Regions from separate parts of the Homo sapiens genome. Here region 1 is linked to region 2. A link is a loop called in an ENCODE intact Hi-C map of the cell type or tissue named here. Cell type or tissue: CD14-positive monocyte. All regions are shown on one strand. Each heading gives the region's core, and the rest is flanking DNA. Links, peaks and the distances in the headings are about the cores only.

What was found. Peaks named below come from ENCODE experiments on the same cell type or tissue, not always from the same donor. Only the 100,000 strongest peaks of a DNase experiment are listed, where the experiment ranks them.
Region 1: it touches region 2 in a loop (7-fold over the local background); 4 of 110 quality-filtered maps call a loop at or near these places.

What each region holds. Positions count from the first base shown.
Region 1 is chr3:183,204,266-183,220,010 of GRCh38, reverse strand. It overlaps MCF2L2 (MCF.2 cell line derived transforming sequence-like 2), which reads left to right. Exons shown (of 30, transcript NM_015078.4): 21 at 87-155; 22 at 3,917-4,042; 23 at 12,188-12,403; 24 at 13,797-13,889; 25 at 14,057-14,135. Among named protein-coding and RNA genes, the nearest start is that of B3GNT5, 41 kb to the left of the region's middle. In CD14-positive monocyte, for the core only: no CTCF peak of the experiment used is centred there; DNase peaks (open chromatin) are centred at 7,270, 8,460, 8,960, 9,460 and 1 weaker place; H3K4me3 peaks cover 2,751 bases; H3K27ac peaks cover 3,217 bases.
Region 2 is chr3:183,278,560-183,294,304 of GRCh38, reverse strand. MCF2L2 (MCF.2 cell line derived transforming sequence-like 2) reads left to right here. Exons shown (of 30, transcript NM_015078.4): 14 at 5,085-5,185. LOC107986160 (a long non-coding RNA gene) reads right to left here and starts at 8,249. Exons shown (of 3, transcript XR_001741040.3): 1 at 8,099-8,249; 2 at 6,437-6,700. RefSeq lists enhancers at 8,014-8,073, 8,084-8,293, 7,781-8,980. In CD14-positive monocyte, for the core only: no CTCF peak of the experiment used is centred there; DNase peaks (open chromatin) are centred at 6,594, 6,924, 7,974 and 8,314; H3K4me3 peaks cover 913 bases; H3K27ac peaks cover 2,027 bases.

The DNA of each region.
Region 1 (15,745 bases), core at 4,713-12,712, 74 kb after region 2:
AGTTTGCACAGTAGATTTTGTTGACAATCTACATTTTGATGGCAATGTACATTTTAATTTTCAACAAGACTTTTGGGTTAATGCAGGGTCTGCTGGATTTCGAGTCTCCTGAAGATATGGAGATAGACCCAGGTGAACTAGGAGGCTCGGCTAAGGTACTCAATATTAAATATTACATTTTATATAACTAACTATTAATGGTGTTTGTCTATGGGTCGGAGGATTTATAGCAATTTTACTTGGTGGTCTTTATTATCTAGATTTTCTAAAATAGTATGTATCCTATAACTCACAGTCAAGAAAAAAAACAAAAAAATTAAAGGCAATTTTAAAGTAGGGATTTGCAGCCCAAATGGAAGTGGTAATATATTTTCTTCCTTCCACATAATTTTTTTTTTTTTAGACAAAGTCTCACTCCATTGCACAGGCTGGAGTGCAATGGTGCAATCTTGGCTCACTGCAACCTCTGCCTCCCGGGTTCAAGCGATTCTCCTGCCTCAGCCTCCCAAGTAGCTGGGATTACAGGTGCCCGCCACCATGCACAGCTAATTTTTTTATTTTTAGTAGAGACGGGGTTTCGCCATGTTGGCCAGGCTGGTCTTGAACTCCTGACCTCAGATGATCCACCTGCCTCGGCCTCCCAAAGTGCTGGTATTACAGGCGTGAGCCACTGCACCCAGCCAAAAAAATTTTAATGGGAACAAAATTAAGCAAATACGTAAAATGCATACATAAAAGACTGGAAGTAAATAGATATGATAAAATGTCTGCTGTGGCTTTCCTGAATGGTAGGATTATGTTTTCTTCTTTGTACCTCTTAGTATATCTAATTTCTATATGTTATGCCTTGTTCTCCTCTGTGTGTGTGTGTGCGTGTGTGTGAACTCTAAGAGTCTGCCAAAGTTCCCTTAGAATAAATGGTGACCATGACCACACCAGGTTAGGAAGAAATCTGTGTTATAGCAGTGCGGTTTCTCTTCCCTTTCCTATAGAATATTCTGGTTTTAGCAAGAAACACTTGAGACATGTCTTATGGGGCAGTCATTTGCATGCCCTTTCTGCTCAGAATGGATGACAAGGACCTGTTGAAAACAGAAGCAGCTCAGGACACAGGTCATATTTTTACAGCCTGGAGCAAGAGGAGCTAGCCCTAGTTAGAGGAGTTTAATAATGTTTTAAAGGATTTTTCTGAACCCTACATTATACAGTTCAAAACCCTAGCCACCTCGTGTTTTGTGAAGGAGGGTTAGCGGAAGGAAGGGGGATGGGAAGAGGTGAGGATCTGAAAGGAAACTGAGCATTCAGTGTTTGGTAAGGAGGAAGATGCCTGGTATAAGAACTTTAAAAAAAAATTATTTCTTATTTTTTTATTTTTTTGAGACAGAGTCTCGCTCTGTCACCCAGACTGGAGTGCAATGGCGCAGTTTCGGCTCACTGCAACTCCGCCTCCCGGGTTCAAGCTATTATCCTGCCTCAGCCTCCTGAGTAGCTGGGATTACAGGCACCCGCCACCACGCCCGGCTAATTTTTGTTTTTAGTAGAGATGGGGTTTCACCACGTTGGTCAGGCTGGTCTCGATCTCGTGACCTCGTGATCCACTCCCCCCCTCGGCCTCCCAAAGTGCTGGGATTACAGGCGTGAGCCACTGCGCCCTGCCAAGAACTCTTAATCCCTTATTGATGTTGTTAAAATAAATTCAGGTGAGAGTCTGTTTTCTTTTACCAGGAAGCGAAGCTTCTTTATTATGAATGAGAAGCTACGAATCCATGATACGTTTTTCAGAGGCAGCAGCACGATCTATTCCATTCATCAGCCCTGTCACTCATGTCTCTCATCCAAAGATGCAAATACCCAGTGCTTCCGCATAGATTAAGAAAATATTAAACCCTGTGACTACATTGTGCTGTAGAGGACAAAAAGAGTCAGGGCCAGATGCGGAGCAGCAAAGGGGCTAGCTGTTCTTCACTGCAGAACTTGAGATGTTAAAAAAATACATTGAATAAACCAAAATTTTTTTATGTGTATTTACCAGGTAACAGATAAATACAGCATGTAGGTAGCAGGGAGATAAAATACCTCAAGCCCATGCAAAAGCCTTTAGAGCTGAAACAATCACCCCAATCACATCCTAAATGTCACTGTGGTTGTAATTGGAACATTGGTCTCTTTAATTAGTTACTGCTTTTCCGCTGAATGCTGAGTCTTTATGTTCGGGAGGTGCAGAGCGCTGGCTTATCTCTTTGGCATCTTTAATGGTGGTGCAATGTGGGGAGGGCCAGGGACAAGTGGAGGAAGGAAGGACAGAGTTGGGGGAGATTCAGTGTGGAAATATGATGTTATAGCTTTTACATGTAAATCATTAGTAAATTTCCACTTAGCAGCCTCTATGGAGTTCTTTGTCTCTATAGGAGTTTACAAATGTCCTCCTCTGGGATGATTTTAAGTATAATTTTTCCCACAGGAATAAGGCTTCCACATTAAATATAGGAATATGATACTCAGATTGTATTCTTTTTCTTTTTCTTTTTTCTTTTTTTGTGAGACAAGGTCTCACTTTGTTGCCCAGGCTGGAGTGCAGTGGCGCAATCTTGGCTCACTGCAAACTCCACCTCCCGTGTTCAAGCAATCCTCCTGCCTCAGCCTCCTGAGTAGCTGGGATTACAGGCACACACCACCACACCCAGCTACTTTTTTTTTTTTTTTTTTTTTTTTTTTTGAGACGGGGTTTCACTCTTGTTACCCAGGCTGGAGTGCAATGACACAATCTGGGCTCACTGCAACCTCCGCCTCCTGGGTTCAAGCTGTTCTCCTGCCTCAACCTCCCAAGTAGCTGGGATTACAGGCGCCCACCACCACACTAAGCTAATTTTTGTATTTTTAGTAGAGACGGGGTTTCACCATGTTAGCCAGGCTGGGCTCAAACTCCTGACCTCAAGTGCTCTGCCTGTCTCAGCCTCCCAAAGTGCTGGGATTACAGGCATGAGCCACCCGCCCGGCCATATGGTATTTTTTTTTTCAGTAAGCCCCAGGGAATAGGGGTATAAAAGAGAGAGAAGCCTATTTAAAAGGAGCTAGGTTTTTCCATGCTTTAAAAAAGCTAAATTCTGGCCAGGCACAGTGGCTTACGCCTGTAATCCCAGCACTTTAGGAGGCCAAGGTGGGTGGATCACCTGAGGTTAGGAGTTTGAGAACAGCCTGGTCAACATGGCGAAACTCCGTCTCTACTAAAAATACAAAAATTAGCCAGGCATGGTGGCGCACACCTGTAATCCCAGCTACTCGGGAGGCTGAGACAGGAGAATTGCTTGAATCCAGGAGGCAGAGGTTGCAGCGAGCCGAGATCGTGCCTCTGCACTCCAGCCTGGGTGACAGAGTGAAACTCTCTCTCGCTCTCAAAAAAAAAAAAAAAAAAAAAAAAAAAAAAAAAAAATATATATATATATATATATATATATATAATATATATACTTATATTTTATATAATATATAATATATAAATATTTAATATATATAATTAATATATAAACATATAATTATATATTAATATATAAATATTTAATATACTATATAAATATTTATATAATATATATACACATAAGAAACATATAGAATTCAGCTATATAGCTGAATTCTATATGTTTCTTATGTAGCAGGAATATAATTTCCATGATTTATGAACTTCATTCGTCACTAGTACAATGCACAGAGGTAGATGATTTTGCTTGTCTCTATGCCGTATACCTAAATCAGTAAGCATCTTTAGCCACCATGCTTTGGGAGCAGGGAGACAGATCAATATCCACCCTTCTCAGTCAGGGTTGGCTGGATCCCTGGCTCCTCATCTCTGTCCTGTTTTCCTTCTTCACTTTGCAGATGGTATACTTTTGATTTCCAACAAGGCATTTGTTTTCCACAGGATGGGCCAAAGAGAACCAAAGATTCAGCATTCTCAACTGAACTACAACAAGCTTTGGCAGTGATAGAGGATTTGATCAAGTCCTGTGAGTTGGCTGTGGACCTAGCAGCAGTGACTGAATGTCCGGTATGTTCCATAGTAGTGTTAGAGCATCTCACACAAAAGGCAGGTGCAATACTACACAGTGAGGAAATGCTCTGGCAAAGTCAGAGAGATCGTCTATGGTAAAGGAATTGGACTCTGAGGACAGTCGCCTAAATTGCTCAGTAAACCCGCACTACAAGATTCCAAGCTGTCCCTTGGCATCTTCAGGAATCTTGGATTTATTCCTCAGGGTTCTGAATGTGGGACTGACCCACTGTCTGGACAAACCAGAAAGTCAAGGGCCAGAACATATATGGGCAGAGGAAAAGTCCTGGAGGAGCAATTTATTTTCTAACTCATGGCACTATTAAAATAGTAAAAGATTTGTCTTCTTGTTTCAGAGTTTCTCTAAGAAAAGTATTTTGGAAACAGGTCCTATATTCTTGCCCCAATTTTATATCACAGATCCCAGAAGAGGCCCCAAAAGTATATAGTGTACATGCATTAATCCAAATAGTCTAAAGAAAACCCAAGAGATGCAGTTAGAGGCCAATGCTGGGGAGTTGAGCTCCAGCGTCAGTGTTAATCCGGAGCAGGCTGGTCCCAGGCATTCCAGGCAAAACATCCCCTATAACTGTATGATCTCTTTGAGACTGGAGCATAGTTAATATTCGACTTGTTTTGTTTTTTACTTTGAAGTACTCTAGATTTTTATTCAGATGTGTTTGTTTTATTTCACTGTCATAATAAATTACCATAAGCTTGGTGGCTTAGAGCAGCACAAATTCATTATTATTATTATTTTGAAGTTCCAAGGTCAGAAGTTCAACACAGTCTCATGGGCTAAAATCAAGGTGTTTCCTTTCCTTTTTGGAGTCTAGCATCTGTCTCCTGGAATTTTCCAGCTTAAAAAGGCCACCCACGCTCCATGGCTCATGGCTTCTATGAGCAGAGGTAATAAAGCACAAACCAGCAATGGCAGGTTGGGTTCTTCTTCTTTTTGTTTGTTTGTTTTTGAGACAGAGTCTTGCTCTGTCGCCCAGGCTGGAGTGTAATGGCATGATCTCAGCTCACTGCAACCTCTGCCCGCCAGGTTCAAGCGATTCTCCTGTCCCAGCCTCCTGAGTAGCTGGGACTACAGGCACTTGCCACCACACCTTGCTAATTTTTTTTTTTTTTTGTATTTTTAGTAGAGACGGGGCTTCTCCATGTTGGTCAGGCTGGTCTCGAACTCCTGACCTCGTGATCCACCCATCTCCGCCTCCCAAAGTGCTGGGATTACAGGTGAGAGCCATCGTGCCCGGCCAAGTTTTTCTTACATCACATCTCTGTGACCCCCTCTTCTGCGTTTTTGTCACTTGTGATTATATTATACTTTTTCCTTCTCTTTTTTTTTCTTTTCATTTTTATTTGGTTTTGAACATACCATGTATTGAGGTCTTGGTAGAGGAAATGACTTTTCTTTCCTTGTCATAAATCAAACCATGAAAGTTATTAAGGTCCGAAAAATGAGTTATTTTTACTTCCCACGCTGGTATTTCTTGGGCCTGGATCTCAGAAACTTAGCCCCATGGGGTTTGCTGTGATCCCAGCCATGATGCTGTTACTGTCCCCTGGGACTCCAAGGTGTCTCTGATGACAACTGATGCATGATTCAAGAGGATATGCATAAACTGCAGAGTAGGGTTAGGGTGTGTATAAGGATCATTTTCTTGGTAATAATTCTTCTTTCTTCGCCTGAGGAAAGTCAAGGGAACAATTTGTTAGGTCAATCCAGGGCATCTTTCTGTTCCTTTTTAAATCTTGAATTACGTATTAGACATCCCTATTAAATTTCATTTCCCTGAATCTAATGAATGTCCTGGAAACAATACACAGGGCAGGAAACAGTGTAAATAACATAGGAGGAGGAGGCTGTGAGAAAAGAATGGTTAAAACATGAGCAAATAACATTCTGCCCTAATTTCATTCCCAGCCAGTTTGCATGCAAATAGGATGAACCAGCTTACAGAATTTGGAGATTTTACACGCAAAAAGCAAAGGACCTTTTTTGACCATGTGTCCTCAGAATTGTGCCTCTGCCAGATGCTTTTTGGTACCTTTTCTACTAAGACTTAACTTACTTTTACATCTAATACATCAGCTAATTTCTCCTGACAGTTTTGTATAATCCTGTTGAATTATGGAGGAGTAGATATTGGAATTTTCAACCTTCTGATTCAAAAGAAGATCCATGGAAAGAAGAGTTAACTCACTCAAGATTACATGGCTGTCACCTTGGACTATTTCTTGTTCATTCCCTATCAGGGTGCTATTCCACTCTTTATCTGTTTCTGATTAGAATTGACTGACAACTGCCTCTAACTCAGCTCAAATGATTCTGAGATTCTTTGTCTCCATTTTGTAGAGTTTTATTACAGGTGTTTATGATCACCTGTAATAAATTACAGCTATATGCATGGCTGAGTCCAGTTTAACCTCTTAGTTTCTCTGCTTGAAATTTAATATTAACCTGGTTTTATAAAGGAAAGAAATTGAATGTGATAATTAAATTATCACAATTAAACAACTAGAAAGCAACTAGAAAAAAATCCCTTCTGATATTTATATTTTCTTGTTTTTCTGTGTACTCAATTAGTCCTGGGTCTAATTTAATCACAGAAGTTTAAAATTCTTTTCCAAACAAGTTTGTTTTGTGGAACACTGAGTTATAATTTACTTCTATCTATTTGCAAAAAAAAAACAAAAGTTTTTTTTTTTTTCAAATCCAATGCATATTAGAGATGCATTTAAATTCTGACTTGCCAGGGATAAGTTCCAAAGTTGACTTGTAAAGATTGAATGAAACAGTCTTCCTTTTTGGAACAAATTTATATAAACCACTAAAGGATGTACTTGTATTGTAAGTTCATTGTGAGCTAGGGCCAGGATTTTATTTCTATTTCAGTTTCCTCTTTCCTTACCACAGTGTTAGCTGCAGAGATAGGGCTAAGTAAATAATCCTAGTGACCCAGGCAAAGTATCTTCTTCATTCCCCACCCCCCCACCCCCCCCACCCCCCCACAATACCTATATTACAGGCGGTTGCCGGGAGTAAGTGAGAATTAAATGATGGGTAAGGCACCAAGCACTGTGCCTGGCGCCCAACAGATGCCGAATAAACAGCCCTAGTGGTACGTTATATGGGGACCTGCTCAAGCTGGAAAGGAAGATACCTCTTTGCCCCTGACTATTGTAATCACAGGCTCCCACAGCTTCTGCTTTTCATTTCTGGACTCAGGCTCTGTGTGGACGCATTTATACAGATGTTTCCTGCTTCTTTGTGCAGTAAGTTTGTGACAGTCATATTAACTCTTACTACCTGGAATGGAAACACGGGCACCCAAAAGAAGCTCTTGCTGAGGCCAGCTTCCCTAGATTCACTCTCTCAGCCAGACTCTTCATTTGGCCAATGTAGTCACATTTGAAATCCTTGTATCGGGGCTCTTACCTGCAGAATGCCCAGGTGTGAAAGTGGTAGCATTTACTAATTGATTTTGCTATCACTTCTTGTACAGAGGAGGCCATCTAACTTATCGCTCGCTCATTTGAGGTAGCCGCTATGTTCCATCTCTGAGTTCACAACCATCAGGTTCTTCCACACACCGTGTGACATGGCCACACTTCTTTGTTACTGGTGGAAAACAGTTGGAAGTATATTCGTTTCCTAGGGCTGATGTCGCAAGGAACCACAAAGTACGTGACTTAAAACAACAGAAATTTATTCCCTCACAGTTTTGACGGCTAGACGTCCAAAGGCAAGGTGAGAGCAGGCCCACGTTCCCTCTGAGGGCTCTCAGGAAGAATCCTTCCTTACCTCGTCTGAGCTTCTGGTGACTGCCGGCAATTCTTGGAGTTCCTTGGCTGACAGCTGTGCCACTCCAATTTCTGCCTCTGCCTTTGCATGGCTGTTCCCTCAGCGTGCGTCTCCATTTCTTTGTTTTCTTTTTTTATAAGGATACCAGTCATTGGATTTGGACCCATCCTAACCCAGGGCAACCCCATCTTAACCAATTGTATCTGCAAAGACCCTCTTTCCGAATAAGATCATATTTTGAGGGTCTCATAGACATGAGTTTTTGGGGGAACACTATTCAACCCAGTACAGGGGCGTCGCTGAATGAACTCCTTGGATAAATCAATATTCCCTCACAGTGATGAGTATTTTGTTTCCTGTCCCCTACTCCCAAGCACCACTAAATGCCAATAAATAAATAAATACTAGGGAATGCCAATAAATAAATAAATACTGGTGAACACGTATCTGAAAGAGGTTGTGCAACGTGGTCTCCGACCTTGAGATCAACTACAGTCTAGTTGGAAAGAAAAGGTACACGTGACGGAAAAGGTCATTCTTGCTCCTGCTCAGGGAATGTCCCTGCAGCTTCCTGTTGGAGGCGGAGCAGCTCCACACAGCACAGTGAACAGTGTGTGTGCCTGCCCTTGGTCAGCACCGTGTAGGGCATGTGCTCACCCGCTGGAGATCGGACCTTGGGCGTGGAGATGGGCAATACCGTCATATGTGTGGTCCTGAGAACATTTGTGCAACATGACCCAGAGGATATGTGCCCATATGTTTCTGCCAGACTTGAAAGACCCAGCGACTCCCCCCGAGTCACTTCCAGTAATAATGGGCTTACTGGAAAGCTGACCTGCAGCTTCTCAAGAAGTCACGATGGCAAAGCCAAGTTCGCGGAGATGGGAACTGAGCAAACCCAGGATCCACAGCACCTCTGGGGCCTGGGCCTGGGGAGGGAGCCGGGGTTCTTACCTGTGTGACCCGCCTGTATATGTCAAGTGCACCCACATGCCTGCTCGCCCCCCCTCTTACCACCTACTGACTGTTTTTTTCCCTTCCGTCAGTTTCTTCCTCTTCCTCATAATTTCTAATGACTCACCTTCTTCATAGTTCTGTTTCCTTCTCGTTTATTCCACTGCCTGCTTTCCCCTAAAGCATCTCACAGCCCCGTCTCCTGCTGGTCACCACTTCCTCCTGTTTTCTTCAGTTCAGGGAGAGATCACATTGCCAACCCCCAACCCTGGCACATTGTTTTTATGCTGGGGGCCCTATGGTCAGCTGCTGGTACCTCTCTGGATTCACATCCTCTGATTACTTGCCTATGAAGGTGCAGCAGCATGGCTGTGGATGGGGTGATGAGGAAAGTTCAGAGGTAATAAAGCACAAACCTTGCTGCCTGAGGCTGCCTCTTCAGCATTTCTGGTTGGGGCTGTTTCCTCTACAATAGCCTTGTGGATGCCTTAACTCACGTCACCCCATCTTCACAAGTCATTAGAGAGTGTACACCTCGACTTATTCCCCCTTCCCCTATCATCCTAGCCTCTTCTAGAATTACTTTGACAGCTGAGCCTCCACACTGACCAAATGTGTTCTTACAAGCAGCTTTACCTAAAACATGTTCCTCTTTCTATCATAGGGCGTGGTTGAGGATGTTGCTCAGTGACAACATATCACTGGGAGAAATGTTTCTTATGTCTTAGTAGGAATAGCTGTGCTTTTCCTGAACAACCGGTTTGTGTATGTCTTCAGACATAATAAATCGTACCACTCACCATGTTTCCCTCTGTATTGCTATTAGAAAGTCAGAGCCAAGTTTACATCAAGTTTAAATGGCTTTATTATATGCATTTTACATATAACCTCTTCATCTTTTCTTTTATCTTCTACACCTTCTGGAACAGTTCATCTGATTTATTGTCTTTATATTTAGGGATGGTGATCTCCCTATGTTGCCCAGGCTGGCCTCAAACTCCTGGACTCAAGTGATCCTCCTGCCTCAGCCTCCCAAGTAGTTGCGACTACAGGCAGGCGCCAAGCTCCCAACTTCTTTATTTTTTCTTCACCTTAATTCCCTCGGTTATTTTCTATCTGTCTATACTGTATATATTTCTGTAAGATGCGTCGAATGTTTAAAATGAGGTAGAGAGTGAATACATTGTAAGATAGAAACTACAAGTTTGAATATCCCTTAGCCAAAATGCTTGAGGCCAAAAGTGTTTTGGAGTTTTTTTTTTTTTAGGGGAGGATTGGAGTATTTGCATACGTACTGAGTTATGTTGCAGATGGAACCCAAGTGTAAACACGAAATTCATTTATGTTTCATGACACCTTATACACATAGACTGAAGGTAATTTTACATATTTTAAATAATTTAGTGCATGAAGGCCGGGAGCAGTGGCTTATGCCTGTAATCCCAGCACTTTGGGAGGCTGAGGTGGGCAGATCACCAGAGGTCAGGAGTTCGAGACCAGCCTGGCCAACATGCTGAAACCCTGGCTCTACTAAAAATACAAAAATTAGCCGGGCATGGTAATGCACGCCTGTAATCCAAGCTACTCGGGAGGATGAGGCAGGAGAGTCCCTTGAACTCAGGAGACAGAGGTTGCGGTGAGCCAAGGTCGTGCCACTCTACTGCAGCCTTGGCAACAGAGTAAGACTCCGTCTCAAAAAAATAAAAAATAAAAAATAATTTTGTGCGTGAAGCAAAATTTTGACTGTGTTTTGACTGCCACCCATCACATGTGGTCAGGTATGGAATTTTTCACCTCCAGTGTCATACTGGTTCTCAGAAAGTTCCAGATTTTGGAGGATTTCAGATTTTTTAAATTATGGATGCTCAACCTGTGCTGATAACATTTGTTTATGTGGCAAATATTAAGTATCTACTTCTACCAGTTGCCTTTACTAAAACATATTTCCTGCACTATTTATGTCGATATTGATTATGAATTGAATGGATTTAAAGGAAAAAGCAGTCACTAAGGTCTGTAGTGATTACATTTGAGTGGGTCCTTGATGGATGCAGATAGAGTGAAAAAATTCTCCAGGGTCCTCATGGACCTATCCACCCTTCTGTTTTGGAATGTGGTGAACTGTTAACACAGAACAGGAGCATTGGCTTTTAGGAAAGAAGGCCTCGTGGCTGGGAGTTTGAGGGTTTTATTCACCACAGTCTACATATGTAAATTTTCCAAAGAAGAAAATAGAAAATTAACATAGGAAATAACGCCATAGACACCATAGAAATGACTAGAGTTTATTGCTCTTGAAGTTTTTCTTTTAATGTTTCAGAAGTAAAGTCAATTCCTTTTTAAAAAAGATACCTAGAGTTTGCCCAACATATAAACAATAAATTATAAAAATGCCCAATCAATTATGAATGAAGTACATATTTCCAGTATTAACTCAGAAATCATAGGGATTGATCTCAGCTAGAGGTCACTTAGGGAGATTTCTTTGTCTTGGTCCCCTTCAAATAATTTGTTCCTTTTGGTGTTTTTATTCAGGGAAATGAATTCTTATCTGCTTTAAGCAATCGAAGTTTTGAAAAATACCAGATAAAATGCCTCGCTCCCAGCTCATCTTGGTCCACTGTCTTTTGAAGAGAGCTCAGAGAAGGCAGGGTCATCTCATTTGGACTTTCAACCAGACATATGACAAAGGCAGCCTTGCTGGTGGAGACAGGGGCATCACAGTTTATGCCTAGAGTCAAACAGACTTCTTAAAAATCTGTCATTTGGTATTATCTTGGCACTGTTGACTCACTCTGAAAAACTCAGAGTTGAATGCAGTTACTATTTCCATTACAATGTTGTGAAGATTAGATCACAGTAAACTTTCTCTTTTCAGAACAAGCTTCATTTTCTCAGGTCCTCATATACCTGAAGCAGAAGTTAGGATGCAGATGGAACACACAGATGCTCATGGGTCCGCAATGCAGCCAAAATTCTATCTCTACTGGACATAATTGAAATGTTAATTTCTTGTCCCTTTGAAGGAGACTGTCATGTATCAAACATAGCACAGAGGAAATTGAATTCTGCTAGTTAAAATTGAGTCAAAAATATCACAGTCCCCGTATCTCTAGCTCAAGCATTTCTAACATTCTTTATGTATAGCATTACCTTTCATAGCTGAATTGATTTCCTTATATAACTAAATGGCACCACGCTCAGTGAAGCTCAAAAAATTGTCGTTTTGATTTAGTGACAGACCAGCCTGAATAGCACTTTTAGAATTGTAAACCTCAAAGAAGCATGCTTTATAAAATTTGAAAACAGGCCACAAAGGCTTCTTTCTCTGTCAAGTAATTTTACAGCTTCTTTTCCTGTATGTGTGTTTCCAAAAGGACGATATTGGAAAACTAGGCAAGCTGTTGCTGCACGGCCCTTTCAGCGTCTGGACAATTCACAAGGATCGTTATAAAATGAAGGATTTGATTCGATTTAAACCCAGCCAGAGGCAAATCTACCTATTTGAAAGGGGAATAGTGTTCTGTAAGATACGAATGGAGCCTGGGGACCAGGGATTATCTCCTCATTACAGCTTCAAGAAGACCATGAAGGTAAAGGGAGTCCTATTGCATCTGGGAGTCGCCCTATGCAGAAAAGAGAGAGATCGTTTTCCTTATTTTACAGATGAGGAAGCTGCAGTGTAGAGAGGTGAAGTTAACTTGCCAAATACCACACCACAGGGCTAGAATCCATAGCCGGGTCTGTCTGACTCCAGGGTCAGAGCTTATGGGCCAGGGCTGGCATAGGAGTGCCTTTGTACTAGAGAAAAAAGACTATATGGCAGCCAGTCTGGACAAACTAATTAGTAAAAGTACCCTCTTTCTTCCAGGCAAAGAGGTAAAAGAGAGTTGAAAGACTTAGTGATGAGAACATGGGCTGGATTTCATCTTAGACTTGTCCTTCTCAACGGTGTATCTTTGTGTCTAAGTGCAGGCATTGTCCTGACCTTGGGGTCTAAGGCACCCAGGCCCACACCAAGCATTGTTTTCTCACCTGTTTAGAAACTGTTTCATAGCCAGTTAGCTCTCAGGCTATGAAACACACACACCCACATACAGGAGCCACACCCATATATATTTATGCTGTTGTGATTAAAGCTGTTAATTTGTTCATAGTAGCCTTTGTTTTCTTTCTCCCCTTCCTTCCTTCCTTCCTCCCTCCCTTCCTTCCTCCCTCCCTCCCTCCCTTCCTTCCTTCCTTCCTTCCTTCCTTCCTTCCTTCCTTCCTTCCTTCCTTCCTTCCTTTCTTTCTTTCTGTCTTTCTTTCTTGTCTTTCTTTCTTTCTTTTCTTTCGACAGAGTTTTGCTCTTGTTGCCCAGGCTGGAGTGCAATGGCATGATCTTGGCTAACTGCAACCTCCACCTCCCGGGTTCAAGCAATTCTGCCTCAGCCTCCCAGGTAGCTGGGATTACAGGCACGCACCAGCATGCCCAGCTAATTTTGTATTTTTAGTAGAGACAGGGTTTCACCATGTTGGTCAGGCTGGTCTCGAACTCCTGACCTCAGGTGATCCGCCCACCTAGGCCTCCCAAAGTGCTGGAATTACAGGACTGATTACAGAGGCATGAGCCACCATACCTGGCCTTGTTATTTATGTTTCTGAATAGATCCTTATTCAGTTACTATTACGTAGAAAGTTGTAAAATACACGTTGAAGGAGAAATGATCTCTTCACTGAAAGGTTGAGGGCTGCAGCGCCTCCTGCATAAAGATACAGTAGAAAGTTAACAGTCTGTGTTACCTTCTGAAACAGATGAGACAGAAGACACTGTACCAGATTGTGTTTTATGCTGTCTTGGAGTCATTAAGAGAGGAAAGCAAAAACTTGAAAGGAAGATGAAAGAAGAGAGCTGTCAAGGATAGAAAGGATTAGAGTGATTGACAGGGACTATTTTAAAATCAGAAAACGATGGTATAGAACATTTCTCTTCCCTCTTTATAATAGCTGATGACACTTTCAATTCGCCAGCTTGGAAGGGGGAGCCATAGAAAGTTTGAGATTGCCAGTCGAAATGGACTTGAGAAATACATCCTGCAGGTAACGCTCATGCCTTCCCCATGGGTCTCCTCTACTCTTTCCTTATTGTGTTCCCATGACTTGACAAGTGTTTTCTATCTCATTAGTCTAACGGTCACTGGGAGAATAAAAACTCTGCAATTAATACTCATGGTAGTCTTATAGTGTTTTCTTATGTGTGATTGCAGGCAGCTTCAAAAGAAATCAGAGACTGTTGGTTTTCAGAAATAAGTAAATTATTGATGGAACAACAAAATAATATCAAAGGTAGGTTACCCCTGCTGACTTTCGTCTGTCGAGTTATACTGATTTCAGCTCAGTGGGGGATGTGCAAATTGGGGATATTGTGAAAGAAAATGGTTTGCTGGGAAAACAACTGTGGCCACATTTTCACAGTCCCTGGAAGCACCTATGCTTGATTTCCACTGTGGTGGAGGTGGAGGGGTTGTGTGATTGTGTGTGGTTGTGTTGGTTTGTCCCTTTTGGTTGTGTTCCCCCCACCACTTAATTGCCAAGGTCACCTTTAATCAAAAATCTGATGGCCACCCAAGAAAATGTTAACAGAGATTCAAATGGCCAATGCTACCTTTCAGACACTGTACTACTTTTTTTAAAACATCAAGATATAATTAACATGCCATCAAATTCACTGTCTAAAATATACAATTCAGTGGGTTTTAGATTATTCACAAGGCTCAATAACCATCCCCAGTCTAATTCTATTTTTTTACTTCTTACTTTTGTTTTTTGTTTTGTTTTGTTTTGAGATGGAGTTTTTGCTCTTGTCGCCCAGGCTGGAGTGCAGTGGCACCATCTGGGCTCACTGCAACCTCTGCCTCCCAGGTTCAAGTGATTCTCCTGCCTCAGCCTCCCGAATAGCTGGGACTACAGGCGCGCCAACACGCCTGGCTAATTTGTGTGTTTGTAGTAGAGACAGGGTGTCACCATGTTGGGCAGGATGGTCTTGATCTCCTGACCTTATGATCTGCCTGCCTCGGCCTCCCAAAGTGCTGGGATTACAGGTGTGAGCCACTGCGCCCAGCTGTTTTTTGTTTTAAAGTATTTAACAGCCTAATTCTAATTATACTTCCAAAATATTTTCATAACTCTCCCAACAAAAAAATTCTGTACCAATTAGCAATCATTCTCCATCTCTCACCTTTACCCAGCCCCTGGCAATCACTAATGTATTTCCTGTCTCTATTGGATGTTTTCTCTACACATCACATATATGGCCCTTTCTGTCTAGCTTCTTTCACTTTGCGTATTTTTTTAAGTTTCATTTATGTTGTAGTATCTATCAGTACTTCATACCTTTTTATGGCTGAGTAACAGTCCATTGTATGGATATACCATCTTTGTTTATCCATTCATTAGTTGATGAAGATTTGGGGTTTTTCCCCTTTTTGGATACTGTAAGTAAAGCTGCTGTAGATATTTTTGTACAGATTTTTGTATGAATCTTTATTTCCAGTTTTCTTTGGTGTATATATGTAGAATTGCCAGACCATATGGTAACTTTTGTTAACTTTCTGAGGAACTTCCAAATCATCTTTCAAAACAGTACCACCATTTCACATTCACACCAGCAATATAATAGTTGGGTTCAATTTTCTCCATTTCCTTACTAACACTTGTATTGTTCATTATAATAACATTATTATTATTATTATTATTATCATTGCCATCCTAGTGGGCATGTACTAGTATCTCATTGTGATTTTGATTTACATTTCCCTCATGGCTAGTGATGTTGAGCATCTTTTAACATGCATATTGGCCATTGGTATATCTTCTTTGTAGAAATGTCAGTTAACTCATTTGTATGTTTTTTAATTGGCTTGTCATTTTATGGTTGAATTGTAAGAGTTATTTAT
Region 2 (15,745 bases), core at 4,636-12,635:
ACCCCATTCAGGACCTTTAAAAGGCCCATGTTTTATTAGCAATGGAGTAGTAAAATTGGTTCTTTGAGCAAAGATTTAAAAAATAGGTAAGTTCTTATGCCAATCCCACATGGTCCTGATTACCATAGCTTATTAGTCAGCCTTTAAGATCAAGTCATGCGATGTTCCAACGTTGTTCTTTTTCAAGGTTGTTTTGGCTATTTTAGGTCCTTTTCATTGTTCCATAAATTTTAGAATCACCTTTCAATTTCTGCTGGGATTATGATAGGGATTACACTGGATATATGAGCTAATTTGGAGAGAACTATTATCTTACCAATATTGACTTTTCCAATTCCTGAATATGTTATAACTTATGTTTTTTAGGTCATCTTTAATTTCTCTCAACAATGCAGTCGTTTTGAGTGTAAAGGCCTTAGGCATTTAACATTTTTTTAACCCTATAATGAATGGAATTTACCATATATAATTAAGAATAGGAATAGATTTCTATATAGAAATATAATCCTATCATCTGTGAATAGGGATGCTTTTACTTTTTTCTGTTTCAATCTTTATACTTTTTTTCTTGTCATATTATAATGACTGGGACCTCCACTACAATGTCAAATAGAAATGGTGAGAGCAGACATCTGTGTGTTTTCCCAATATTAGGAAAAGAGTTCAAGTTTCATCTTTAAGTATGATGTAAGCTATAGGTTTTCCACAGATGTCTTTTATCAGATTGAGGGAATTCTCTTCTATTTCTATTTTTTAGGAGAGTTTTTATCGTGAATGATTATTGAGTTTTCAAATGCTTATTTGGTCCATGTATTGAGAGAATGATATGGTTTTTCTTCTTTATTTGTTAATATGGTAAATTACAATGATTTGTTTTCAAATGTTAAAACAACTGTACATCCTTGGAATAAACTGCCCTTGGGCAGGATGTACATGTCATTTGTTTGTGTCGTGTATTGTGGACCTCTGTCATTAAGCACATACATATTCATGGTTTTTATGTCTTTCAGATATATTAGCTCTTTTATAATTATGAAATGTCTCTCCTTCCCTCCTTACCTCTAGAAATACTCTTAAAGTCTATCTTGTGCGATATTGTCACAGCCATTCCAGTTTTCTCATGCTTAGTGTTTGCAGAACATATTTTTTTTGTTTTCTATTCTTCTGTCTTTGTATTTAAAGTATATTTGTTGTAGGCAGCATATAGTTGGGTCTTGCCTTTTTATACACTGTGACCTCTGCCTTGTAATTGGAGTGATTAGATTTTTATGTTTACATCCATCATCATTATTGATATAGTTGGATTTAGAGTTCCTGTTTTGTTATCCTACATGTCTCATGTGCTTTTTATTCCTCTTTTCCTCCTTTCCTGCCTTCCTTTGGGTTAGTAAATATTTTTTAATATTTTGTTTTAATTCCTCTATTGGCTTGTTATCATATCTCTTTGTACTGTTTTTCACCAGACTGGGGATTACCATATGCATCCTTAACTTGTCATGATCTATTGAATTAGTTTCATACCATTCTATGCAAAATATAGGAAATCATACTACATACTACAATGTCATACTTCCATATGCTCCCCATCCATCCTCTGTGCTATTCTTATCATAAATATCACATCTATATATGTTAATCCCCCACTATGGTATTATAATTTTTGCTTTAAATAGTCATGTATCAAATTAAGAGAAATACATACGTGTGTGTGTGCATGTGTGTGTGTGTGTGTGTGTGTGTGTGTGTGTACATACCCCCTTATTCACCATTTCTGGGGTTCTTCATTCCTTATTATAGATTTGAATTACTATCTTGTGTCATTTCTCTTCGGAATAAAGAGCTTCTGTTAGTATTTATTGTTGGGGAGTCTACTAGCAACAAATTCTTTTCTTGTCTTTATTTTTTCCTTTTTGTGGAGAACGGGGTCTTGCTATATTGTCCAGGCAGGTTTCGAACTCCTGGGCTCAAGCTATCCTCCTGCCTCTGCCTCCCTAAGAGCTGGAATTACAGTTGTGAGCCACCATGCCTGGCCTGTTAGCAATAAATTCTTTCAGTTTTTGTTTATATGAAAATTGTGGGGTGTTTTGGTAATTCTCCATTTAGTACAATTTACGATCCCTTGTCTTCCACCATGTATCCTACTTTTTAGAAGTAAGCCTTGATAACATTTAGTGTATTTCTTTCCTGAATTTTTATCTGCAAACACACACACACACATCCACACACATACACTCTCACACACTTGCACACACATACCACAGACATACCCAAACATACACAGAGACATCCTTCTTAGATGATTGGAAACAGAACTTGGTTCTCTTGACCTTTCGTCTGTCCTCAAGCTAAACTATGTTCACATCTATGACTTGGCCTCATTCGTTGTTTCCAGGTACATATGTTTGTTTCAAGTAAATAAAGCAGGAATTACAGGGTTGTTTCTCAGCTTTTCAAATACAAGATTTCATAATAGATAACACTCCTTCCCAGAATAAATAGGTCTTTGTCAAGTCTGAACAGGTTGTCATTGACCTAAGTCAAACAACTAGCTCGTTTTGCAGAACAATCCTGCACTTTTGTTTTTGGTAAGTATCTACTGAGTGTGGACTCCAGCAAGTCACTAAAAGGATTTTCAAACATTTTTGTCTGATTCCTTAGTAACTGAGTCTGTGCCAAGATAAGCAATTGTATTTCACAGTATAAAGAAGATGTGTGGAGGGGCTTAAGAGCTGGAATTTCAGCTCTGACTCTTGTTAGCTGGATGCCTTGGCTACAACTTCTAACACCTCTGAAGTTCATAAGGAACGTGAAAAAACTTTTTAGTGCCATGTGGCAATAATAGCTAAAATGTGTTATGCATTGTATATGATCTACATTCTTCACAAATGAACTCATTAAAGCCTTATCACAGCCCTTTACTGTAGGATTTCTCATTTTTCCCTACTTTACAGATGAAAAAGGTAAGGTACAGAGGTGACTGTAATCATGTTTGTCTCGTGCATGGAAGAGCAAGGTTTGAACACTGGCAGTGTGGCTTCTGTGGCCCCGCCTTTCACTGCTTCACTCTACTTACAGTGTCAAGGACAGGCGCTTCTCAGTCATGGTGTCACAAATTATAGTGCATGCATTTCTAGCATCTAGTTATTGTGCCTGGAATCACTCACTTTATAGAGATCCCACAGAGAGGGAGGAGCCCAAAGGATTGTCTGTTATTACAAAGCAGCATTAATGGTAATATGTATAACCTGGGGTAGCAGTGTAATTTTCTGCGATTTTCAACATAACATCTATGAAAAACCCATAGAAAGCCCAAGCTGCTTCCAGTTGGCTCACAGAATGGAAGGGTTGGAAGGGGCCTCTGGAGATCAGATGGTCAACCTCCATCAAGTCTACCATAGCTAAGAATCAGGGTGATATATTGGTGGCATTCAATGAATGGCATTTTGGTCTTGGGACCTACAAATGCTAAAATTGGCTGGGCACAGTGGCTCACGCCTGTAATCCCAGCACTTTGGGAGGCCGAGGCAGGCAGATCATGAGGTCAAGAGAGTAAGACCATCCTGTCCAACGTGGTAAAACTCCGTCGCTACTAAAAATACAAAAATTAGCTGCGTATGGTGGTGCGCGCCTGTAGTCCCAGCTACTTGGGAGGCTGAGGCAGAAGAATCGCTTGAACCTGGGAGGCGGAGGTTGCAGTGAGCTGAGATCACACCACTGCACTCCAGCCTGGCGACAGAGCGAGACTCTGTCTCAAAAAAAAAAAGAAAGAAAGAAAGAAATGCTCAAATCCTGCCTGGGATTAATCATGTCTCCTGTGAGTTTCCCAAGGGACCAGCATATGCAAGGGTGGTGACTGTGACAAATAAGAATTCAAAGTACCTCTTATCTATTAGCCTTGTGGCCATCACCCACAATGCTTGGCAAAGCTGGTAAGGTGGGTTAGGAAGCCTTGAGGCCTTCTCCTCTCAAGTCCCAATTTTACTACCAAATGGCCATGGAGCTTGAAGAAAGGATATTTCCCAGGTGGGGAGAAGGGAGATAGAGTGGCCAAGAGAAAAGAGCAAGAGCAGCAGGCATGGCCATCCTCTTACAATACAATCATAGTATGATTGTGTGTGTACATGTATGTGTGTAAAAAGAGGGAGAGCATTTGAAAGAAGACTGTAAGGAAATATACTAAGTGATTGTGCTTCAGCGTTAAGAGTTTAGTGTTTTTCAGATTTTCTGTAATAAGCAAAAATTAATTACCTTTATAATGGAAAATATATTCAATACAATGTAGTACCTAGAATTTAGTCTTTGAATCCAAGAACAACATCAAGTGCAACATTATGCTGTACACATGATGCATGCCAAAGCAGCAGTGCATAAAAGAATCCATAAAGTTTGTAATATGGAAGACTTCATGAGGAAAGTGGCCTTTTTGTTTGTTTGTCTGTTTGTTTGTTTGAGATGGAGTCTAGCTCTGTTGCCCAGGCTGGAGTGCAGTGGCGCAATCTCAGCTCACCGCAACCTCCGCCTCCCAGGTTCAAGTGATTCTCCTGCCTCAGCCTCCCGAGTAACTAGGATTACAGGCACTTGCCACTGTTCCCGGATAATTTTTGTATTTTTAATAGAGACGGGATTTCACCATGTTGGCCGGGCTGGTCTCGAACTCCTGACCTCAGGTGATCTGCCCGCCTCAGCCTCCCAAAGTGCTGGGATTACAGGTGTGAGCCACCAAACCCAGCCAAAAGTGACCTTTTAGCTGGGCCTTAAAAATGGGAATGACAGAAAATCTACTATTCTTTACCACATTGCTATATGTACAGATTTGTTGTAGTTTAATGTTTCATATGGTGCTGGGTGTGACTTTTTTCTCTTCTGCTGAAATGTCAAGTCCCTGGAGTCAAGGATTCTATTTCTCCTCTGTGTCTCTCCTTCACCTCCAATTTCATCCAGCCCTAGGAAATCAACGCAGCAGCTCAAGTGAGCTTTTATAGTTAGCCACATTGACGTGGTCCAGCTATTTGTCCAAATCAGACAAAGTGCACTGAGTTATAGTTTATAAGTTAAATAACCACACTAATGGCAGGTTCTCTTAGTCCCTCTAGCTCGTCCTCTGAGAACGTCTGAGGAACCTTATACGGAGACAGAGTTGAACTCCCGGGGAAAGGAAGATGATGAGACTAAATTTGAAGTCAAGGTAAAATTACCTTTATTTTACTTATAGAACTTCCTGACAAGAGGGAAGATTGCTGTCACAATTATCAATAAATCAACAAATTGTGTTTCCTTAATCTGTACCTAAGGCACATAGCACAGACTAATGCTTTCAAGAACTGGGGTTTATAGGATTTTTTTTCTTTTCATCCTTTTCTTTCTTCTTAACGGCAGCTAGAAGTGAAAGCTATTTGGTCATGTATGTGATTATTGGTAGATACTGTTGTAGTAAAAGAAAAATCATTTTATTTATTTCTGTAATCTGCCTTCATATTTAAAATTGGCAGAACAGTGTATGGTTCATGTATAAAAAGAGCATGACAGGCCGGGCGCGGTGGTTCACGCCTGTAATCCCAGCACTTTGGGAGGCCGAGGTGGGAAGATCACGAGGTCAGGAGTTTGAGACCAGTCTGGCTAGCATGGTGAAACCTTGTCTCTACTAAAAATACAAAAATTAGATGGGCGTGGTGGCAGATGCCTGTAATCCCAGCTACTCAGGAGGCTGAGGCAGGAAAATTGCTTGAAACTGGAAGTTGGAGGTTACAGTGAGCAGAGACTGTGCCACTGTACTCCAGCCTGGGCAACAGAGCGAAACTATGTCTCAAAAAAAAAAAAAAAAAAGAGCATGACAAAATTGCACAGAGCTGCACACACACATGCACACACACAAGTGCGTGAATAACTGGTGAACCCTGAATAGGCTCTGTGGATTGTGCCAGTGTCAATTTCTTAGATGTTAACATTGGATGAGGTTTGGAGAAAGGGGACATGAGACTTTCCATTTCTTTGCAACCTCATGTGACTTAATATAATTATTTCAAAATAGAAGTTTAAAAAAAGCATAAGGTTTGGAATCAGGCAGATCTGGGTTTAAGCAACATAACCTCTTGAAACCTCAGTTTCTTGCTTGTACAAATGGGTATAACAACAGCTACCTCCTGAAAATATTTTGAGCACAAAATGAAAATTTGAAAATTGCTAAGCACTGTATAATTTTAAAGTAACATATATTTAGAAACTGAAGTGTATTTAATTGTGAATTGTGAATATAAGTTGCTGTATAGCAGCCCCCGAAGGGGTTCCCTTTCCCCTGCCTCACTAAAATTTAAATATTTGACTGGCTGAATGGTTCTGAAACCAGAGGCCATGGGCTCAAATGAACTTCAGCAACATTTATGATCCATCATCAATCCCCAAAGTATCTGAATATGAACCCCAGAGGAACTCCACTGACCTTGAAAGAGTCCGGAAGAAAGTGAGTTTTAGGCTTTTCTTCTTGGAGGCAGAAACAGAGTGGGAACGAGGGTTCTCAGCAGACTTTTCTTAGAGAGAGAGAAAGCTGCGTCCGTTTGCCAATTTGTTTAGTCATCCTGTATTCTGGGCAGATTAGGACGTAGCCACCGCTGTCCATAAATCCCTCCTGGTTGGAGGAATTGCATCACCATGTTTTCTCAAGTTAGGAAACTGTATGAAATTTCATACTGTCCTGATCAGCCACCTAAAAAAGTAAATAGCAATTTTTAAAAATAGATTCACCTGATTTAACACCCAGGAGGTCTGTGGAATCATTGAGTAATATTAAAAGGGTTTCATTGTGGTCCTCTTCAAAAGTGAACATCAGCCTATCCATTTCTGCACCCTGGACTTCTGGGAGAATGTCATCTCTGAAGGTGAGGACTGTGTCACATGATCACAGCTCAGATTTGGCCCCTGAGCTCATATGCTGCTGCCTTGACTCACGCCGTGATGTGAACTCACTTCCTATCTCTACGACCTACTTTGCCCATCTTCAGACAACATGTTTATGACCTGTACACTATAAAAATGCTACGGGAGTTTTAAGCATATGGAAGTTCTCATATAAAGGAATCCAAATTAGAGTGATTTATTTCAATAATTGTGAACAGTAAACAAGTGCTATTTTTTTGTTGTTGTTGTAAAAGAGAAACATAGACAGTGTAGGAGCAGCGGTGGGGATAGAATCAGAGGCCTGTAGGTGTGGAAAGTGTTGAGTAGAATCCAAGAAGCCCTAGTCACCCAACTTTTGGTTTCTTCCTTCTTTTGCCATGTTGTTTATTTAATTCAGACTCCAAACCCATCCTGTTAAGTTGCCATCTCCCTCTGTATTTAGGCAACTCACCAAACAGTATGGGTACTGTTAAACAAGCACAAGTCCATGTTACAATCATCCTTCTGTGCTTCAGTTGTTTTCTTCCTTATTGTTGATTTGTTTGCGTATTTAATGAAAAGCTTCTCCCACAACAGTGTATGTTAACAGTCAAGGTGGTGGAGGAAGCAGAGTAGGAACAGAGGCTGGTCAGATTTCTGCTTAGAAAGACCAAGGCTTTGGGAGGAAATGTAAGCAGAATCCATAAAGTCATGAACAACATGAGCAGGAAGAAAGTGGATTTGTGCACTAAATCCCCAAATCCTAGACTTGGGAATGAATTTAGGACCAATAAATGCAATTAGTGTTTCACACATTGTGTATTATAACCAGGGAAATTGTTATTCCAAAATATGTAAGAAAACTAGTAAGAAAAAGATAGGTTCAAAAAAAAGGTTTAGATTCATGTCTGTGTGGATCATGGATTATTAAAAGGGGGACAAATCAATTGACTAACATCAACAATAATCATTGCAGCTTGTGTTTAGTGGCCACTGTCCGAGAGAGATGGCCAGGTTGCATTGAGCATGCATCTAGCTCTGGGTGGCGATTCTGACATCCTTTTGGCCTTAGGTCTAGAACTCAAAGATGAAATGAAACCCAGCCAGTCTAGTAGAGTGAATCATAGCATTGTGATAAATGCCACCCCTTTGCCCTTGAGAGTAAATATACCGAGAAAAAAAATAGCTGTGAACCAAAACCATCTATAATACAGTCACTGATACTCACCACCTACAGCTAAAATTATGACATGGTTTGATCATGATCAGAGAAATCATTTCCTTTTCTGGAGGGGTGATCCTTGCCATGCTGGTTCTGGGGAGCTTGAGAAGCTAAACTTGACAGGGCAGCTGAGACTCTTCCGGGGCCATCTGGCAAGGGTGATGCCCTGCACTTGGCTCACTGACGTCATCTGGGAAAGCCCGGTGGTGGAAGCGATTCGCTGTGCTTGTTGGCAATAGTGATGTGACTATTTCCTGTTCTTCACTGGCTGAAAGGTGAAAGCATGACTCACGGGAACTGCTTTCCCCGGGCTGCCAACATCACAGCCTTTTTGTAAGCTGGAAATAAGTCAGAGGCTGACAATTTCTTTTTCCTAAATGTGGACCTACAGAATTAAGAAAGAGCTAGCAGTGTTCCTTTGGTGCCTGTTAAAGTTATTTAAAGGAGCAGAAGCCTATTCTGTGCTCCCAGAAGATGAAAAAAAAGAAAAAATAAAGTAACAAAAGCCTTTTCAGGATTCTGAGCAAAGAGCCTCCTAAATTAAAAAAATAAATAAATAAAAGTTTTTGAATGCAGGGGCTGGAAGGGAATGGAGAGGTGAGTGAAGGGTTGCTATCACTGGCTGAAGGCCAGACATTGTACTGGGTGCTGTGTGTACCTGAGTCCATCCCTAGTCCTCAGAACCTTGTGAGGATGATGTTTTCCGTTTTATCAGCAGTGCCATGAGACTCAGAGGTTGAGTTTCCCCAAGGGTCATACAACTAGTAAATGTTGGAGCTGGGATTTGAAACTAGCTGTTTACTAATCTGGCAGCTTACTTAACTACCTAACTTATCTATCTGATTATTTATTAATACTTAATGTACCCAACCAGCAGCTTATTTAATCTCTTGTGCCCTAAATGTCCTTTTCTGCCAAATGGTGATAAATCATAGCAATTTCACAGGTGGCTGATTAAATGAGAAATGTGTGGAAGCAGCTAGCACTGTACCTGACACCTAGCAGGATCTTGGTGAATTTTAGTTCCTCATTTAATCCTGTGTTTAGAGACAGAATTGTCAGTGTGAAAGATGAAAGAAGGTCAGATTCAGGTCTTATACAGAATTATCCTATTGTTGAATATGTACCTTACTGCCAAATGATAACAGATCAGGGGGCAAGTTCAGTTCCTTGTCTTCTCATTACTTTGACTCCCAAAAGTTTTATTAATATTTCTGATTCTCAACAAGAAAACTATTTGAATATAAACACACTTCAATGCTTGCCTTCTGTGATATTTGAAGTCTAGTCAGTGTCAGAGCTAATGGGAGATTCAGGGACGCCACCAAATCCTGGGGTGGCCCTCAGCCAAGTTCTCTGAAGTTTCCAGAACAAAGATTCTCATGGTTTCTTGTGTACCAGAGCTCTGAGAAGGTTATGAATTATGCAGATTCCCAGGGCCCCACTCTCTGAGATTCTAATTAGGGAGGTGTAGGGTCGGGTCCTGGAATCTAAATTTTTTTTTTTTTTTGGAGACAGAGTCTCACTTTGTTGCCCAAGCTGGAGTGCCATGGAGTGATCTCAGCTCACTGCAACTTCCGCCTCCCAGGTTCAAGTGATTCTCCTGCCTTAGCCTCTAGAGTAGCTGGGATTACAGGTGCCTGTCACCATGCCTGGCTAATTTTTGTATTTCTAGTAGAGACAGGGTTTCACCATGTTGCCCAGGCTGGTCTCGAACTCCTGACCTCAGGTGACCCACCTGGCTCAGCCTCCCAAAGTGCTGGGATTACAGGCGTGAGTCACCACACTCAGAATCTGAATTTTTAACTTACACGTTTGGTGACAAGAATGCAGGTGGTATAAAGATCTCACTCTTTGTAACATTGTCCTAGAGGTTACATTTATAGGTCATGAGGACTTGGGATAAAGGAGAACTCATTAAGTTGGATCTGGATTTCTCAGGCTAGTATAGGGTCTAAAGTTGAGAGGAGTGAGGTGGTGATTACATTAATCTATGAGAATGTATTTTTGTTGAGGGAGCTGAATAAGATAAAAGAGAGAATAACATTAAGATCAACGTTGGCCTTGCTCTTTCACCAATAAAGAAATGACATCACTAAAATATTTGGTGTGTTCAACTGGGTACATGGCTTATTCAGCTCAATTTAATATATACTAAGGCAATTGCTGTGAGTCATATGAAAATGATTGTATCATCAGGCCTAAACTCAGGAAACTTGAAACTTTCATGGGGGAAACAACATATTTCTAATAATTTATAATATAAAGCAGAATGACGTTTCTACAGTAAAAGGAATATATAATGTGGTAGAGAAAGTAATTCCTCACAAGGACATCAAGGATGGCTTTCAAAGGAGGTGGCATTTGAATTCAACTCTAAAGAATAAATAAGGCTGGTCGTGGTGGCTCACACCTGTAATCCCAGCACTTTGGGAGGCTGAGGTGGGTGGATCACCTGAGTTCAGGAGTTCAAGACCAGACTGACCAACATGGTGAAACCTCGTCTCTACTAAAAATACAAAAATTAGCTGGGCATGGTGGCGGGCACCTGTAATCCCAGCTACTCAGGAGGCTGAGGCAGGAGAATCACTTGAACCTGGGAGGCAGAGGGTGCAGTGAGCCAAGATGGTGCCACTGCTCTCCAGCCTGGGTGACAGAGTGAGACTCCATCTAAAAAAAAAAAAAGAATAAATAGAACTCTGAAAGGTGGGTAAGACACTGAAGGGCATTCCAGAATGAGGAAGGGTATAACATCTCAGAGGTCTAAAGGGCCTAGGCTATCCTGGGAATGGCTCAAGAATGCTGGGAAGGTAGATGAGAGACAGTTTACTGAGGCTTTGGTTGAGGAATGTTGACAGGAGGAGGAGGGCACCTGTGTATTACGAAGCTGACTCTGGTAGACAGTAAAGAGCAGGTTAGATGAAGGCAGGCAGGCTGACCAGCCGCTGGCAGTTGTCACAGTCAGCTGAGACATCAGTGGTGAGAGCTTACTAATAGCTATGGCAAAAAGAGGTGAGCAGAAATCATACCCATTGACTGAAACGTTCTCCCTAGTGGCTAGAACACGACTATCAGAGAAAATGTGTAGAATGAAGGAGGGGATCAAGGCAGAGAAGGTAGGGGGAGGAAGCATGATACCAAAGATAGTTTTGACGTTTCCATCTTGGATTCCTCATGGGATGAATTTGTTGGCCCGATAAAGTACTTAGGAAGAACATAAGAAGTAAAGGCTTATGACAGCTGAGTCCAGGTTGTGGGGGGTCTCATAGATTGTTAAGAGCACCTATACCCTCTGTCAGTTGGGGCTAATGCTGCCCCAGAGGCTGCAGCCCTGCCCACACCATTGATGCTACGATAGTCAACCCACTGGCCTTGTAGCTGTGTGGCAATTATTTGTAAACTAGCTTTGGGACCAAATTTGCTTGGACAAAGACTGGCCTAATAAAGTACTTTTCTGATTTGTGATTTTATTTATGGGTTAAGATTTACAGACATAAAAATTGTTACAATGAAATTTATCCATGGAGCTTAAAATCAGATGAAACCAAACAGCCTGAGAAGATTCAAAGATGTACGGGCAGCTTCCTTTCAGTGTCCTTGGCACACTTACTGCCTTTACATTTTCTTGGTTCGGGAATGGGAAAGAGTTATCACATAACATGTTTCTCACTTCCTGATATTTTAAACAGAATTACATATTTGCAAATTTATTAAAACATTTGCAGTCAGCTTTATAAGAAGATGTTTTTCCTGTAAACAAACTATTGCCAATAGCGTTTAGAGTATTAGTCCAGACGATGAGGTCAGGAGATCGAGACCATCCTGGCTAACATGGTGAAACCCCGTCTCTACTAAAAATACAAAAAATTAGCTGGGCGTGGTGGCGGGTGCCTGTAGTCCCAGCTACTCGGGAGGCTGAGGCAGGAGAATGGCATGAACCAGGGAGGCAGAGCTTGCAGTGAGCTGAGATTGCACCACTGTACCACAGCCTGGGCGACAGCACAAGACTCTGTCTCAAATAAAATAAAATAAAATAAAATAAATAATAATAATAATAAAAGCCAATTTAACCAGTAAGTAAATTGAACTCATTACTAACAATAGTAGCTGGGAAATTTAAGATCTTAGGGATTAAAAAGACCCTGAGGCTGGGGGTGGTGGCTCATGCCTGTAATCCCAGCGCTTTGGGAGGCTGAAGCAGGATGATCGCTTGAGCTCAGGAGTTCGAGGCTGCAAGCTTCAGGAAGCTATGATCACACCACTGCCCTTCAGCCTGGGTGACAGAGCAAGACCTTGTCTCAAAAAAAAAAAAAAAAAAAGACCCTGTGAAAATTTTGAAATAGGCAAAATTGCATTTAGGATCCAGTCTCTTATCTTTCTCTATTCATTTCTCATTTCCACAAAGCCTCAGGAACACTGAGGCTTGTTCCTCAAGCCTGCCCTTCCCCTCCAACGGGGCTTCAGTCCATACGATGTCCTAAAACCTTCCTCTCCTCATCCTTTCCTCCAGGAATCGCCCTCCCAAGGCAGCTGATCTGGACTAAAGGTAGAGGCAGTCTGAGCTAGTTCACCACAATGCATGAATGATGGGCAGTCCGAAAGCCCTTTAACTCTCCTGGAAATAGTTGTGGTTTTAAAAAGGGGACAGACTGCCCAGTTTTCCAAAGGAATATTTAAGTGGCTTTTGCGGCCAATGAAAATGGAAAGTAGGAAAAGAAGTGCTAGGAAGAGCCAGGGAGATGGAGCAAATAGGGCAGACAAACCATCTGTGAATGTGCTGCTAGGGTAGATTCTCTTCCTGTTCTCCATATCAAAACCCAGTGAGTTTCCAAAAAAAAAAAAAAAAAAAAGGTGAGGTTCCCCCTCTTTTGCCCGTCAGTTCTGGAGAGGAAGACAGAGCCACTCATTCCTGTGGCTAGTATTTTTTACTCTGGGGCTGCGTCATGTAGAACACCCTGGACTGAGGCTGTGGGCAAATGCCTTTGCCTTTATTTCCTTCCCTTCTTCTCACCCTTCTCCCCTGCATCCCATTTGGTAGAGAACGTTTTGATAATTATTGATTCTTACTTGACATACCTTTTCACTTTATTTCTCATTTCCATAATTAATTTACATAATTAATTAATTAAATTTACAATGCCAGAAAATGCTGAACCTTTAACATTTTATTATCATTCTCTATGCTTTAAACAAAGAAGGTGGCACGGGCCCTTGAAATCTGCTTTTTTTTCTCTCCTCAGAATTGGGCCTAATAGCTCCTGTTTTTAAGAAAATTGATTATAATAGTGAATAATACTTTCACCTTAAATTACCAGATACCCTTGTTTTTGTTTGTTTGTTTGCTTGTTTGTTTTTTTTTTTTTTTTTGACAGAGACTCACTCTGTTGCCCAGGCTGGAGTGCAGTGGCGTGATCTCAGCTCATTGCAACCTCCGTCTCCCGGGTTCAAGCGATTCTCCTGCCTCAGCCTCCCGAGTAGCTGGGAGTACAGGCGCGCACCACTATACCCAGCTAATTTTGTGTTTTTAGTAGAGATGGGGTTTCTCTATGTTGGCCAGGCTGATCTCGAACTCCTGACCACAGGTGATCTGCCCCACCTTGGCCTCCCAAAGCGCTAGGATTACAGGAGGGAGCCACCACGCCTGGCCCAGATACCCTTGCTTTAAAAGAGTTGGAACTGAAATCACTTTCTACACATTCCTAAAATCACAAAGTAAAATCATTTAACTTTGGGGAAAAGTTAATTTAATTTTGTTCAAAGGTTGGTATCTCCCCTTTAGGGAAGAAAAAAAAAACAATTTCAATAATCGATTGAAAATCAGCTATTGGGACTTTTCAAAATCTAAGTTTAAAAAGGGTTTATATGTCCTTTGGAGAAACTGGAAAAATATAATTTTTTTACAAAATTCCTCTAGGCGTTTTTTTCAATTTTGAGAGCATGCATTTCTTCAAAATATAGGGGAGAAAGAACAATTAGATTATAAGTGTTTTGGAAAGATGTAAGAAGTTACCTTTCAAGGTGCTCCTGGAGAGCCTGCGTGTTGGTAAGCGTCACTTTGAAACTGGAGAGGCTGGAAGTGGGGAGGTGGAGGTTTGTGGGGTGGATATGGGGGTTGGGGCTATGTGAGGGGAGTTGGACCCAGAGCAGTTCCCTGTCTCATTGCCACCCCCTCCTTTTTTTTTTTTGGAGACGGAATCTTGCTCTGTCGCCCAGGCTGGAGGGCAGTGGCACAATCTTGGTTCACTCAACCTCCACCTCCGGGTTCAAGTGACTTTCCTGCCTCAGCCTCCTGAGTAGCTGGGACTACAGACATGCGCCACTATGCCCGGCTAATTTTTGTATTTTTAGTAGAGACGGGTTTTCACCATGTTGGTCAGGCTGGTCTTGAACTCTTGACCTCGTGATCCACTCGCCTCGGCCTCCCGAAGTGCTGGGATTACAGGCGTGAGCCACCATGCCCAGCCAATTGTTGTATTTGTAACAGTGATCTGTGATCAGCAATCTTTTTTGCCATCTTTTTGCCACCCTTTTTCTTCAGGATAAAATGACCATAAGGGGAGAGGGGCTGTTCCGCCTGATTGGCCTCCCAATAGGGCAGGCCATGAATGACATCCCTTTCACAACAGCAGCTGGTTGCCAGCCCTCCCTCTCCTAGGTATACCCTAGGGGCAATTCAGGGTGAAGGAAGGGAAAAAGGATGCAGTGTCACAAGAAACGATTGTTGCTCTGATTTGGAAGAGTATCCTTTTATCATTCAATGGAGCTCATAAGGAATCCCTCACTAAGAAATATGGCAGCAATTGCTGAGTTAGTCTATGGTCAATTTTTTAGTCTACTATTTGAATAAAAGAAAGGTTTTACTTGAATATGCTCTCTTCCTCCTAGAGCTTTCAAAATGTGTAATTTTAAAATTTCCTAAAAGTACTTTGGCTACAATTCACCTTTCGTCTCAAAAAAAAAAGAAATAAAAAATTAAGCAAATAAAAATAAAAGATATCTCATCAGTTACGATGTAAATGAAAAAATGTGTGTGTGTATGTGTGTGTGTGTGTGTGTTATGTACTTCTTGTGAGTTGTGGTCAGGCTTTGAAAACCACTATGCTAGAACACAACTAATCTGTCTATACCTTAATAAAACATGGTATACTGTGCAGCTTTTATGAATGCAGTCTCTGGATCTGCTGTGGGTCCTTCTCATTGCATCCTCAATGGCACCAGTGTTATATTCCATTAGACTTGCTTGGCAGAGGAGACTCCCTCTACCTCCACACCAGCCATCTGACACATGTCAGCAGAGCAACGTGCCAAGGCATTTCTGCAAGCTCCTGAGGGCATCTCATGCATGACAAAATCTATAAATTAGGGAAATCTCATCATTCAGTGTAAAAGATGACAAGGTCCATTACCTACTCCTGAATCATTGTTATTTTTCCATCACTAGGTTATTATGAAATAAGACTCTATGATCCACCCTGCATACAATAGATCAACGGAGTTCGAAAGAGCACAATTCATTTTATAATTGGGAGCAGGTTTCACAGTGAGAGGAAATTTTGTTAGTAATAATGGTCACTCTTTATGAAGGGCCTGTATTACACGCTGGGGATCCAAAGATGAGTAAGACTGAGTTCAAAGTCCAGTGGGGAATTCAGG